3 separate regions of the Homo sapiens genome follow, and regions 1 and 2 are each linked to region 3. Evidence: read pairs that join two places in POLR2A ChIA-PET (ENCODE). Cell type or tissue: PC-9. All regions are shown on one strand. Links, peaks and the distances in the headings refer to the core of each region. The heading gives the core; the rest is flanking DNA. Region 1 has its middle 6.7 kb from the start of DNAJC30. Region 2 holds the start of CLDN3 (claudin 3). Region 3 overlaps CLDN4 (claudin 4).

Evidence for each region. Peaks named below come from ENCODE experiments on the same cell type or tissue, not always from the same donor. Only the 100,000 strongest peaks of a DNase experiment are listed, where the experiment ranks them.
Region 1: POLR2A ChIA-PET joins it to region 3 with 12 read pairs; 5 of 35 experiments call an interaction of 5 or more read pairs at or near these places.
Region 2: POLR2A ChIA-PET joins it to region 3 with 15 read pairs; 11 of 35 experiments call an interaction of 5 or more read pairs at or near these places.

What each region holds. Positions count from the first base shown.
Region 1 is chr7:73,674,522-73,679,069 of GRCh38, reverse strand. No RefSeq gene overlaps it. Among named protein-coding and RNA genes, the nearest start is that of DNAJC30, 6.7 kb to the left of the region's middle. In PC-9, for the core only: no CTCF peak of the experiment used is centred there; no DNase peak of the experiment used is centred there.
Region 2 is chr7:73,768,560-73,773,107 of GRCh38, reverse strand. It overlaps CLDN3 (claudin 3), which reads left to right and starts at 2,838. Exons shown (of 1, transcript NM_001306.4): 1 at 2,838-4,111. The coding sequence starts at 3,059. The coding sequence ends at 3,721. In PC-9, for the core only: no CTCF peak of the experiment used is centred there; DNase peaks (open chromatin) are centred at 2,367 and 2,767; H3K4me3 peaks cover 1,668 bases; H3K27ac peaks cover 810 bases.
Region 3 is chr7:73,832,342-73,834,841 of GRCh38, reverse strand. It overlaps CLDN4 (claudin 4), which reads right to left. Exons shown (of 1, transcript NM_001305.5): 1 at 2,152-2,500. It overlaps METTL27 (methyltransferase like 27), which reads left to right. Exons shown (of 6, transcript NM_152559.3): 6 at 1-252. The coding sequence ends at 99. Among named protein-coding and RNA genes, the nearest start is that of CLDN4, 2.6 kb to the right of the region's middle. In PC-9, for the core only: no CTCF peak of the experiment used is centred there; a DNase peak (open chromatin) is centred at 1,281; H3K4me3 peaks cover 1,715 bases; H3K27ac peaks cover 2,443 bases.

The DNA.
Region 1 (4,548 bases), core at 1,050-3,549, 160 kb after region 3:
CCAGACCCTGTGCAAACAGGCTGAGAGAGGGACGGCTGATAAGTGGTGGTGCTACCTCAGTCCACACTCTGGAATTCAGTGCACTAGAAAAGCGGGCCCTGTCCTGGCCTTTGCCTCCTCTCAGTTCCTCAGCGCCATGATGAAGTCACATGCTGCCACCTGCCCATGGGGAAGATCATGAGGGAAAGCCCAGCACAATGGCACACACCTGTGGTCCCAGTTACTTGGGAGGCTGAGGCAGGAGGATCGCTTGAGCCCAGGAGTCCAAGACTAGTGTACAAAGATCTCGCCTATGAATAGCTACTGCACTCCAGCTGGGCAACACGCAAGACCTCATCTCTAAAAAGAAAAACAGGCCGGGTACGGTGGCTCACCTCTGTAATCCCAGCACTTTGGGAGGCCAAGGCGGGCGGATCACCTGAGGTCAGGAGTTCGAGACCAGCCTGACGAACATGGAGAAACCCCGTCTCTACTTTTAAAAAATACAAAATTACCTGGGTGTGGTGGTGCATGCCTGTAATCCCAGCTACTCGGGAGGCTGAGGCAGGAGAATCACTTGAACCTGGGAAGCAGAGGTTGCAGTGAGCCGAGATCGCGCTATTGCACTCCAGCCTGGGCAACAAGAGTGAAACTCCGTCTCAAAAAAAAGAAAAACAACATCATGGGAGAAGACCTACCTTAGCCTGCCCTCAGCAGCTCAGCTCCGAGGTCCAGCTTGCAGCCGTCGTGGTTTTGTGCAAAGCAGCTGAGTGTCCCTCTGTTAATGTGTGCAAACCATGGTGAGAGCTGAGCCTGGATCTCAAGACCTTGCGTAGGCCAAACATGCTCAACGCATGCAGAGAGCTCATCTCTCACTATCTGTCCTGAAGTCACAGCGTCGCTATGGATCTAGCCACCTCACCAGTGTCTCTTAAGGCTAGGGTCCTGTCACTAGTCTTGTGGTGGGTTGGCTCTCCCATCCTACCCTTGTCCCTTCAAAATTCACATCCTCAGCCCTGAGAGGGGACAGCCACTTTAGACAAAAGAAGGCATGTTTCAGGGCCTGGCACGGTGGCTCTTGCCTGTAATCCCAGCACTTTCGGAGGCCGAGGCAGGCAGATCACTTGAGGTCAGAAGTTCAAGACCAGCTTGGCCAACATAGTGAAACCCTGTCTCTACTATAAACACACACACAAAAAAATGGCCGGGCGTGGTGGCTCCCACCTGTAATCTCTGCACTTCGGGAGGCTGAGGTGGGCGGATCACTTGAGGTCAGGAGTTCAAGACCAGTCTGGCCAACATGGTGAAACCCCGTCTCTACAAAAATATAAAAATTAGCCGGGCATGATGGTGGGTGCCTGTAATCCCAACTACTCAGGAGCTGAGGCAGGAGAATCGCTTGAACCTGGGAGGCGGAGGTTGTAGTGAGCCAAGATCGCACCACTGCACTCCAGCCTGGGCGACAGAGTAAGACTCCATCTCAAAAAAAAAAAAAAACATTGGCTGGGCGCGGTGGCTCACGCCTGTAATCCCAGCACTTTGGGAGGCCGAGGTGGGCGGATCACGAGGTCAAGAGATCAAGACCATCCTGGCCAACATGGTGAAACCCCATCTCTACTGAAAATACAAAAAATTAGCTGGGCGTGGTGGCGTGCGTCTGTAGTCCCAGCTACTCGGGAGGCTGAGGCAGGAGAATCGTTTGAACCCGGGAGACAGAGGTTGCAGTGAGCCGAGATTGTGCCACTGCAGTCCAGCCTGGTGACAGAGCGAGACTCCATCTCAAAAAAAAAAAAAAAAAAAAAGGCATGGTGGCGCACACCTGTAATCCTAGCTACTCAGGAGGCCAAGGTGGGAGGATAGCTTGAACCCAGGAGGCGGAGGTTGCAGTGAGCCAAGATCATGACGCTGCACTCCAGCCTGGGTGACAGAGTGAGACTCCATCTCAGAAAAAAAAAAAAATGGCAGGGAAGGCCTGTTTGAGGAGTACAAAGAGCAGACTGGGATTTGGGGTTCATAGGCCACAGTCACCTTGCAGATAGTATTTGGCTGGCACAGTGTCCTAAAACAACTTTACCCAACATTCAAAATTTGGGCATAAAAACCGATTTTTTTTTTGAGGCAGAGTCTTGCTCTGTCCCCCCAGGCTGGAGTGCAGTGGTGCAATCTCAGCTCACTGCAACCTCCACCTCCTAGGTTCAAGTGATTCTCCTGCCTCAGCCTCCCAAGTAGCTGGGATTACAGGCACATGCCACTACGCCTGGTTAATTTTTGTATTTTTAGTAGAGACAGGGTTTCACCGTGTTGGCCAGGCTGGTCTCAAACTCCTGACCTCAAGTGATCCACCCTCCTCAGCCTCTGAAACTGCTGAGATTATAGGCATGAGCCACCGCCCCCATAAAAACAGATTTCTAATCTCTCAAAAAATGAGAAAATCTGCCAGGTGTAGTGGCTCATGCCTGTAATCCCAGCACTTTGGGAGGCCGAGGCGGGTGGATCATCTGAGATCAGGAGTTCAAGGCTAGCCTGACCAACATGGAGAAACCCCATCTCTACTAAAAATACAAAAAAATCAGCCGACGTGGTGGTGCACGCCGGTAATCCCAGCTACTCAGGAGGCTGAGGCAGGAGAATCACTTGAAGCCGGGAGGGAGAGGTTACAGTGAGCCGAGATAGCACCTTTGCACTCCAGCCTGGGCAACAAGAGTGAAACTCCATTTGAAAAAAAAAAAAAAGAAAGAAAATCTGCCACCATTCAGTTCACGTACCTGCATTAGCGCTGTGGGAGAAGCTCAGTAGCATTTCCCCTTTGAGGCCAGGTGCGGTAATGCACGCCTGTAATCCCAGCACTTTGGGAGGCCAAGGTAGGCGGATCCCTTGAGCCCAGGAGTTCGGGACCAGCCTGGGCAGCATGGCAAAACCCCATCTCTACAAAAAATACAAAAATTAGCCAGGCATGGTGGCACGCACCTGTAGTCCCAGCTACTTGGGAAGCTGAGGTGGGAGGATGGCTTGAGCCTGGGAGGTTGAGATTTCAAGTAAGCTATGATCACATAACTGCACTCCAGCCTAGGTGACAGACCAAGACCCTGTCTCAAAAAAAAAAAAGACAACAAAAAAAATTTCGTCCATTTAGATGAGACATCACTCCCCAATTTGCTGCACTTCCACCAACAGGGGTGAAGTGTAAAACGCCTTTTATCTACACACTTGCACCGTTTTTCCCATAGCAGAAAAACATTTCTGTACCCCATGTCCATCAAGAGGGAAAGCAAAAAAGTAAAAAGGTACCATGCATTTTCAGAAAAATAGGGGCAGGAGAATTTCTTCCTGGAAAGGGACTACTTTGCACCTCTGTGTCACCTTCCTGGCCCCTGTAGGCATTTGAGGTTGCAAATTCTTATATTGTATGTTGCTGCAAGAGCCTGCACTTTATGCAGGGAGGTTGAGTGAAATCTTATTTTCATTGTGGGACAAGGGGAATCTCTCCAGAGGTCTACAGCAATGATAAGCTTAGACACAACCAGAGGCCCTTTGGTACAGTAACACCAGTTCCTTCACTCAGTCTTTTGTGTATAATCCCCGTATACACTGGGATAAACCTGCAGCAAGTCCAACTGGGTCTCTTAGAAACCATTCGATTCTCCAGCCTTGGAGGTTAGGGGCAAGTTCTTAGCCATGGCTTTGCAGGGACTACACGATTCAGTGGTGAAGGTTTGAGCCCACACTGGTTGGAGCCTGCTTAGCTCAGTGAGCCTTGATTGGTTAGGAAAAAGAAAAAGCAATTTAATGTTACTATGTTTCATATTTGGAAACCAAGATGGGGAAGGTTAGAAAAATGCAGAAGCTAGTGATTCACAAACAAGGAGGTGTACATAATAGACTTTCTTGAGGAACAGGGAGCTCTGTTTTTATTAAAAGGGGTGGGAGTTTTATTTGGAGACTTCTTTGGTTTTGTTTTGTAAAAGCAAAATGGTATCTAATAGGTAGGACCTTTTTCATGAGCCCCCTGATGCAGACCCTCAAGTTTGTTTTCTCTCACAGATCACAGCCAGGAACATTCCTGGGGCCCCCTGAATCTAGAAGCAGCAAGTTCAAGAAGGTTTTAGGCAAAAGGAAGGGCCCAGAGTGCTGCACCTTCCAGAACATTCCAGAACCTTCCTGAACATTCCATGTACCTTCAAGCAAAAGGGGTTAATGATTTTTCAAACCATCCAACTGTAAGCCTTTCCATGGCCCACCCAGAACTGGGCCCACTCCACTCTGGTGGTGTCCATCCTCACCTGCCTCCGATCATTTTCAGGCTGGAGCTGAACACAGAGGGGTCTCACTCCCTGCCCCTCTAAAGAAGAATCAGCTCTGTGCAAGACAAGGTGTGTGGGAGGCCTTCTGAAGGACCCCATCTGGTTCCCATGGTAACACTTCTTCCTAGTCCCTCTCTTGTCCATGTCTCAACTTTCTCTGCTTCTTACCTACCCTGAGGAGGGGAGGCTCAACCTGGTAGCTGCTGCCTTCTAAAGGCTGCTCCCCAATTCATGATAGTGGAGAAAGGTCCAGACCTGCCCAACCTTT
Region 2 (4,548 bases), core at 1,262-3,761, 63 kb after region 3:
GCAAGGTTGAAGGAACATGAGAAAGTCTTCCCTTCATTCAAGTCACTAAATCGACTCTCTGTTGAGTACCCAACACCATTCTAGGCAATAGGAATGCAGCAGTGAATAAAACCAGCAAAATTCTTGCCTGTTCTGGGACATTACAGATGTCCCAATGGAGCTGACATACTGGAACAGAAAGAAAGAAACAATTTAAAAATTGGCTGGGTGCCATGGCTCATGCCTGTAATCCCAGCACTTTGGGAGGCCAAGGCGGGCAGATCATGAGGTCAGGAGTTCGAGACCACCTGGCCAATATGGTGAAACCCCATCTCTACTAAAAATACAAAAATTAGCTGGGCGTGGTGGCACGTGCCCGTAGTCCCAGCTACTTGGGAGGCTGAGGCAGAAGAATTGCTTGAACCCAGGAGGTGGAGGTTGCAGTGAGCCGAAATTGCACCACTGCACTCCAGCCTGGTCAAAAGAGCGAGATTTCGTTTAAAAAAAAAAATAGGCTGGGCACTGCTGCTCACACCTGTAATCCTAGCACTTCGGGATGCCAAGGTTGGGGGATTGCTTGAGACCAGGAGTTCAAGACTAGCCTGGGCAACACAGTGAGACCCCATCTCTACAAAAAAAAATGAAACAATTAGGTGGGCTTGGTGGTATATGCCTGTAGTCCCAGCTACTTGGGAGGCTATAGCTAGAGGATTGCTTAAGCCCAAGAATTCAAGGCTGCAGTGAGCTATGATAGTACCACTGCACTCCAGCCTGGGTGACAGAGCAAGACACTGTCTCTAAAATAAATAAATAAATAAGTTATTGAACGTTCCCAGCACAAAGAAATAAAAGTTTGAGATGATGAATATGCCAATTACCCTGATATGATTACTATACATTCTATGTATTAAAACATCACTGGGTGTGCCACGCGTAGGTACGATCATTGCCAATTTAAAATTTTTTTAAGTACAATGAAACATAAATAAGAAAAATATAGAATATTGTCCGATGGTGTTACATGCTAAGCAGAATATAAAGTATTAAAGGGGGGCAGGCATTGTGGGGTAAGAAACTGCAATTTTATTTTATTTTATTTTATTTATTTTATTTTGAGACAAAGAGTCTCGCTTTGTCACCCAGGTTGGAGTGCAGGGGTGTGATCTCAGCTCACTGCAACCTCCACCTCCTGGGTTCAAGCAATTCTCTTGCCTCAGCCTCCCGAGTAGCTGGTATTACAGGCGTGTACCACCACGCCTGGCTAATTTTTGCATTTTTAGTAGAGACGGGATTTCGCCACGTTGGCCAGGCTGGTCTGGAACTCCTTACCTCAAGTGATCCACCCGCCTCAGCCTCCCAAAGTGCTGGGATTACAGGCGTGAGCCACCGTACCCAGCCAGAAGCTGCAGTTTTAAATAGGGTGGTCAGGGAAAGACTCACTGAGAGCAAAAAGCTGAAGGCAGTTAGGAGTAAGCTATGTGGATGTCTGCAGGCATGTTCCATGTACAGGGGACAGTAAGTGCAGGGACTCTGAGGCAGGGGCATGTGGTATGCAAGGGCTGCTCTGAGGGGAAGAGAGGGGATGGGGTTAGGAACAGCCCAGGCTGAACCTCCAAGGCCAAATCTGAAGGGCTCTGAGCTTGGTGAAGAAGGGGGAACGATCGTCCAGGTGTGACAGCCAGGGCTTTGAGTGTAGCATTTCTGACTTCCCAACCTTTTTTTTTTTTTTTTTTTTTTTTTTTAAACAGGGTCTGCTCTGATGCCCAGGCTGGAGTGCAGTGGTGCGATCATAGCTCACTGCAGCCTCGAACTCCTGGGCTCAAGTAATTTCCTGCCTGAGCCTCCGGAGTAGTTGGGACTATAGGCACACGCCACCACACCTGGCTAGTTTTTTAATTTTTTGTAGAGACGGGGTCTCACTATTTTGCCCAGGCTGGTGTCGAACTCCTGGTCTCAAGCAATCCTCCCTTCTCAGCCTCCCAAAGTGCGAGGATTACAGGAGTCAGCCACCACGGTGCTCGGTCCTGCCCGATTTCCCACTTTTGCGGAGATCGAACCTCTTTCACCACCATTTCATTAAGGTGGGCCTCAGCCCTGACTCAGGCTCAAAGGGAGGGAGGACAGGGCTCGGAGAGGGGAGGGGACTCAATGGGAGGAGGGGGACTTCTGGGAGGGGAGAGCAGCTTAGCTAAAGGCATGCAGGCTCACGGCCAGCGATGGGAACTGGAGGGAGAGCTGGAGAGGAATTTGAGCTTAGTTAGGCTTAAGGGCATCTTTTGGGTACCTTTGCGCAGGCAGTCCCTGGCTTCTGGGCCCAGCAATTCCTGGGCTGGACAACCCCACCGCCCGGACTCAGGCTGAGCCTGTGCGACGTGTGTACGGGAGGGGCAGAGCAGCAGGTGCGCGGCTCCTGCAAACAGCCGCGGCCACGCCCACCCTGGTCCTCCCCGCCCCGCCGTTCCGGGGTAATTGGCAGCGCCCCCATCCCCACGCGGCACGTGCCAAAAGCGCCCAAAGTGGTGAGGAGAGAGAAGCCGTGTCAAATTCTTTGGGATTTGCACCCCAAGCCCCTGACGCATCCCGTCCTCGGTTTTGCCCCGGAGAATTCATTCCCGAGCAGAGAGGGACAAGGACCGAGGGGCGGGGGCTGGGTCAGGTCCCGCCCTTCCTTGGCAACCCCCCTACCCCGGCGTTGTGGGCCGCGCAGGGCCAAGTCCTTCCTCCCAGGACGCTCGGTGAAGGTGGGAGGCAGGGGCCACGTCACTGTCCTTAGGCCCTGGAGAGCGCGGCTCCGCCCCTACCGCCCCCACCGGAGCGCTGGGCACTTAGCTAAGACGCACCGGCCCCAGCCCAGGGCCAGCCCAGTCGCCGCCGCCCGCCCACAAAGCCACAGGCAGGTGCAGGCGCAGCCGCGGCGAGAGCGTATGGAGCCGAGCCGTTAGCGCGCGCCGTCGGTGAGTCAGTCCGTCCGTCCGTCCGTCCGTCGGGGCGCCGCAGCTCCCGCCAGGCCCAGCGGCCCCGGCCCCTCGTCTCCCCGCACCCGGAGCCACCCGGTGGAGCGGGCCTTGCCGCGGCAGCCATGTCCATGGGCCTGGAGATCACGGGCACCGCGCTGGCCGTGCTGGGCTGGCTGGGCACCATCGTGTGCTGCGCGTTGCCCATGTGGCGCGTGTCGGCCTTCATCGGCAGCAACATCATCACGTCGCAGAACATCTGGGAGGGCCTGTGGATGAACTGCGTGGTGCAGAGCACCGGCCAGATGCAGTGCAAGGTGTACGACTCGCTGCTGGCACTGCCACAGGACCTTCAGGCGGCCCGCGCCCTCATCGTGGTGGCCATCCTGCTGGCCGCCTTCGGGCTGCTAGTGGCGCTGGTGGGCGCCCAGTGCACCAACTGCGTGCAGGACGACACGGCCAAGGCCAAGATCACCATCGTGGCAGGCGTGCTGTTCCTTCTCGCCGCCCTGCTCACCCTCGTGCCGGTGTCCTGGTCGGCCAACACCATTATCCGGGACTTCTACAACCCCGTGGTGCCCGAGGCGCAGAAGCGCGAGATGGGCGCGGGCCTGTACGTGGGCTGGGCGGCCGCGGCGCTGCAGCTGCTGGGGGGCGCGCTGCTCTGCTGCTCGTGTCCCCCACGCGAGAAGAAGTACACGGCCACCAAGGTCGTCTACTCCGCGCCGCGCTCCACCGGCCCGGGAGCCAGCCTGGGCACAGGCTACGACCGCAAGGACTACGTCTAAGGGACAGACGCAGGGAGACCCCACCACCACCACCACCACCAACACCACCACCACCACCGCGAGCTGGAGCGCGCACCAGGCCATCCAGCGTGCAGCCTTGCCTCGGAGGCCAGCCCACCCCCAGAAGCCAGGAAGCCCCCGCGCTGGACTGGGGCAGCTTCCCCAGCAGCCACGGCTTTGCGGGCCGGGCAGTCGACTTCGGGGCCCAGGGACCAACCTGCATGGACTGTGAAACCTCACCCTTCTGGAGCACGGGGCCTGGGTGACCGCCAATACTTGACCACCCCGTCGAGCCCCATCGGGCCGCTGCCCCCATGCTCGCGCTGGGCAGGGACCGGCAGCCCTGGAAGGGGCACTTGATATTTTTCAATAAAAGCCTTTCGTTTTGCACTCGCTGGAGCCTCCTTGTTCCCAGCGCCTCCACCTCCCTGCAGAGCTCCCCCTCGGGGCGGCCTTGGCTGGATCTCGCTCTCCCGGATGGAGCTTAGAGGGAAGATGGGGTTGTAAGCTGAGCTTGGTGATGGCGGGGTGGTCACTTGCCCACTCCCTGGGGATTCGGAAGACAGCCTGTGAGGCCAAAGCCAGCGCCCAATCTAGGAAGCAGGCATGAGCACTTTCCGCACGCCATGGCTGGGGATGGGAGGGGAAGGTGGCAGAGATGTGCCCCTGGGTCTGTGCTGGGAGCCCGGACCCCGCACAATACCCGACACATTCGGAATCTCCCGTGCGCCTTGTGAAAGAGCGCATTCCGTACTGCCATTTCCTATTGGAAAAACGAAAACAAAAAGACCTATTGTTTGGATAAAACACGCCACCAAAAGTAAAAC
Region 3 (2,500 bases), core at 1-2,500:
AGCTGGAGGTGGTATCCGGCATCTCTGCCAAGGATGGCTTCATCTCCGGCATTGTCTACCTGTACCGAAAGTGGAAGGCGACCCAGGTTGAGGAAGTGAGATCCAGCCCCCAGCCCCCAGCTGGCCCCTGACTCCATGTGGCCTTAGCTGGGCCCATCTGCTGGGCCTCCTCTGCCTCCCCTGTAAAATGGGACCTCCGAACCAACCCTGCCCCTCAGAAATGCCCTGCCTATTAAATGAGCTCCCAGAAAACAGTGGCATCTGTTCCTGTGGGTTCCAGAATCGAGACGTAGCAGGGTGTGGTGGCTCACACCTGTAATCCCAACAATTTGGAAGGCCAAGGCAGGAGGATCTCTTGAGACCACGAGTTCAAAACCAGCCTGGGCAACATAGTGAGACCCCTATCTTAAAGAAAAATTGTAAAAATTAACACTTTGGGAGGCCGAGGCGGGAGGATCACTTGAGGTCTGGAGTTCGAGACCAGCCTGGCCAACATGGCGAAACCCTGTCTCTACTAAAAATACAAAAATTAGCTGGGCATGGTAGCACACCCCTGTAATCCCAGCTAGTTGCGAGGCTGAGGCAGGAGAATTGCATGAGCCCAGGAGGCGGAGGTTGCAGTGAGCTGAGATGGTGCCACTGGGTGACAGAGCGAGACTCTGTCTCAAAAAAAAAAAAAATTGGAAAAATCAGCCAGGTGCCGTGGGTGCATGCCAGCTATTTGGGAGGCTGAGACAGGAGAATCACTTGAGCCTGGGAGGCAGAGGTTGCAGTGAGCCCAGAGCACACCACTGCACTCCAGCCTGGGCAACAGAGCAAGACTCTGTCTCAAAAAAAAAAAGAAAAGAAAAGAAAAAAAGCAAGAAATGATGGAGAAGACCCCTTCCTGGGGCCTCCCTGGATCCCTCCTTCCAGAGTGCTGGGTCCGCTCACCTCTAACTTACTGACAAGAAAATGAAGCCTGAGCAAGCTTGGAACATGCTTTGCACAACAGTAGCAGGGCAGAGACTCAAGGCCAAGGCCAAGCCCAAGTGGTTGCTGAGGCCCAAGTCCTGTCCTGGACAGCTCCCCCACCCAAATTTGGAGTCCAAAATCCCAAGCTGTAGGTCTGGGCCTGGGCCACACTTGGTTTCCTCATCGATCAAGGGATCAGAATGCCGAGCTCTGGGCGTGGCTTGAAGGCTGCCCTCCAGGTGAAAGGCATTTGGTGACCCTCAGCACCTCAGGGATGTGAACAGGGCTGATAATAATTTCTCCATCCAAGAGAATGGGAAGACTTCATGGGGGAGGAGGCTGGGAGCTGGGCTTTCAGGACGAGCAGGATCCAGAGGGTGGAGAAGGGAAAAGGGACATTCCAGGCTGGAAGCAGGGACCGGCTGTGCAAAGGCTGGGAAGGGGGACCTGTAGGGTGACTCAGCAAAGAGGAACAGACCAGCCTGACTGCCCAGACAAAGCTGCAACAACAGCGGGGTGGGGGTGGCAGGTGGCCCATACCTCGGAGCTGGGAGCCCACGTGGGGACGTCCCTCCTGGGGTCCCCAACCCTTCACCGGGGTCCCGGGCATACGCTGTTTTCTGTATATGGGTTTACCCTCCAACCCATATACAGTGGACAAGGTGATACCTTGGGGGCCCATTTAATTTCTTTTTTAAGGTGATACCTTGGAGGCCCGTTTCGATTTTTTTTTTTTTTTCGTTAAGAGATAAGGTCTCGCCCTGTCACCCAGGCTGGAGTGCAGTGGTGCGATCAAAGCTCACTGCAGCCTCAAACTCCTGGGCTCAAGCAATTCGCCTACCTCGACCTCCCCAAGTACAGGGATTACAGGCATGAGCCACCACACCCAGCTAATTTTTTTAACTTTTTGTAGAGATGGTGCCACTATGTTCCCCAGGCTGGTCTCAAACTCCTGCCTCGAGCGATCCTCCCACCTCGACCTTTTAAAGTGCTGGGATTGCAGGTGCTCACTACCGCACCCGGCCCAGCTCCAATTTTTCACAATTCCCTGGATCTCGTTTTTTTTTTTTTTTTTTAAGTGTTTATGTCCCGGCCAAAACACAGTGGTCCTGCCCCTGACTGACCCCCCCCACCCCCGCACCCAGGCCTCCAGCCCTTCCCCACCCACCTCCACAGTTGAAATCAGAGACAATAAAATTTCCTCCTGTGCACAGGTCCCATTTATTGTAGAAAATAATAATAATTACAGTGATGAATAGCTCTTCTTAAATTACAAAACAGAAACCACAAAGAAGGAAGAGGAAAAACCCCAGGACTTCCAAGGGTGAAGCTGTCCCCTCCTCCCTGCCACCCTCCCAGGCTCATTAGTGTCCTTGGAAGGGGCAGAGGACTCAGAGGGGATCAGTCTCCAGGGGCCCTGGGCTGAAGCGGGTGAGGCAGAGAGTCCTGAGGCCACAGAGCTGGGCAACCTGAGCCGCCTCTCTGGCCCCCTCCCCCACCACTGCCCAAACCTGTTTACAGCACCTTCGCCCCTCCCCTCTAAACC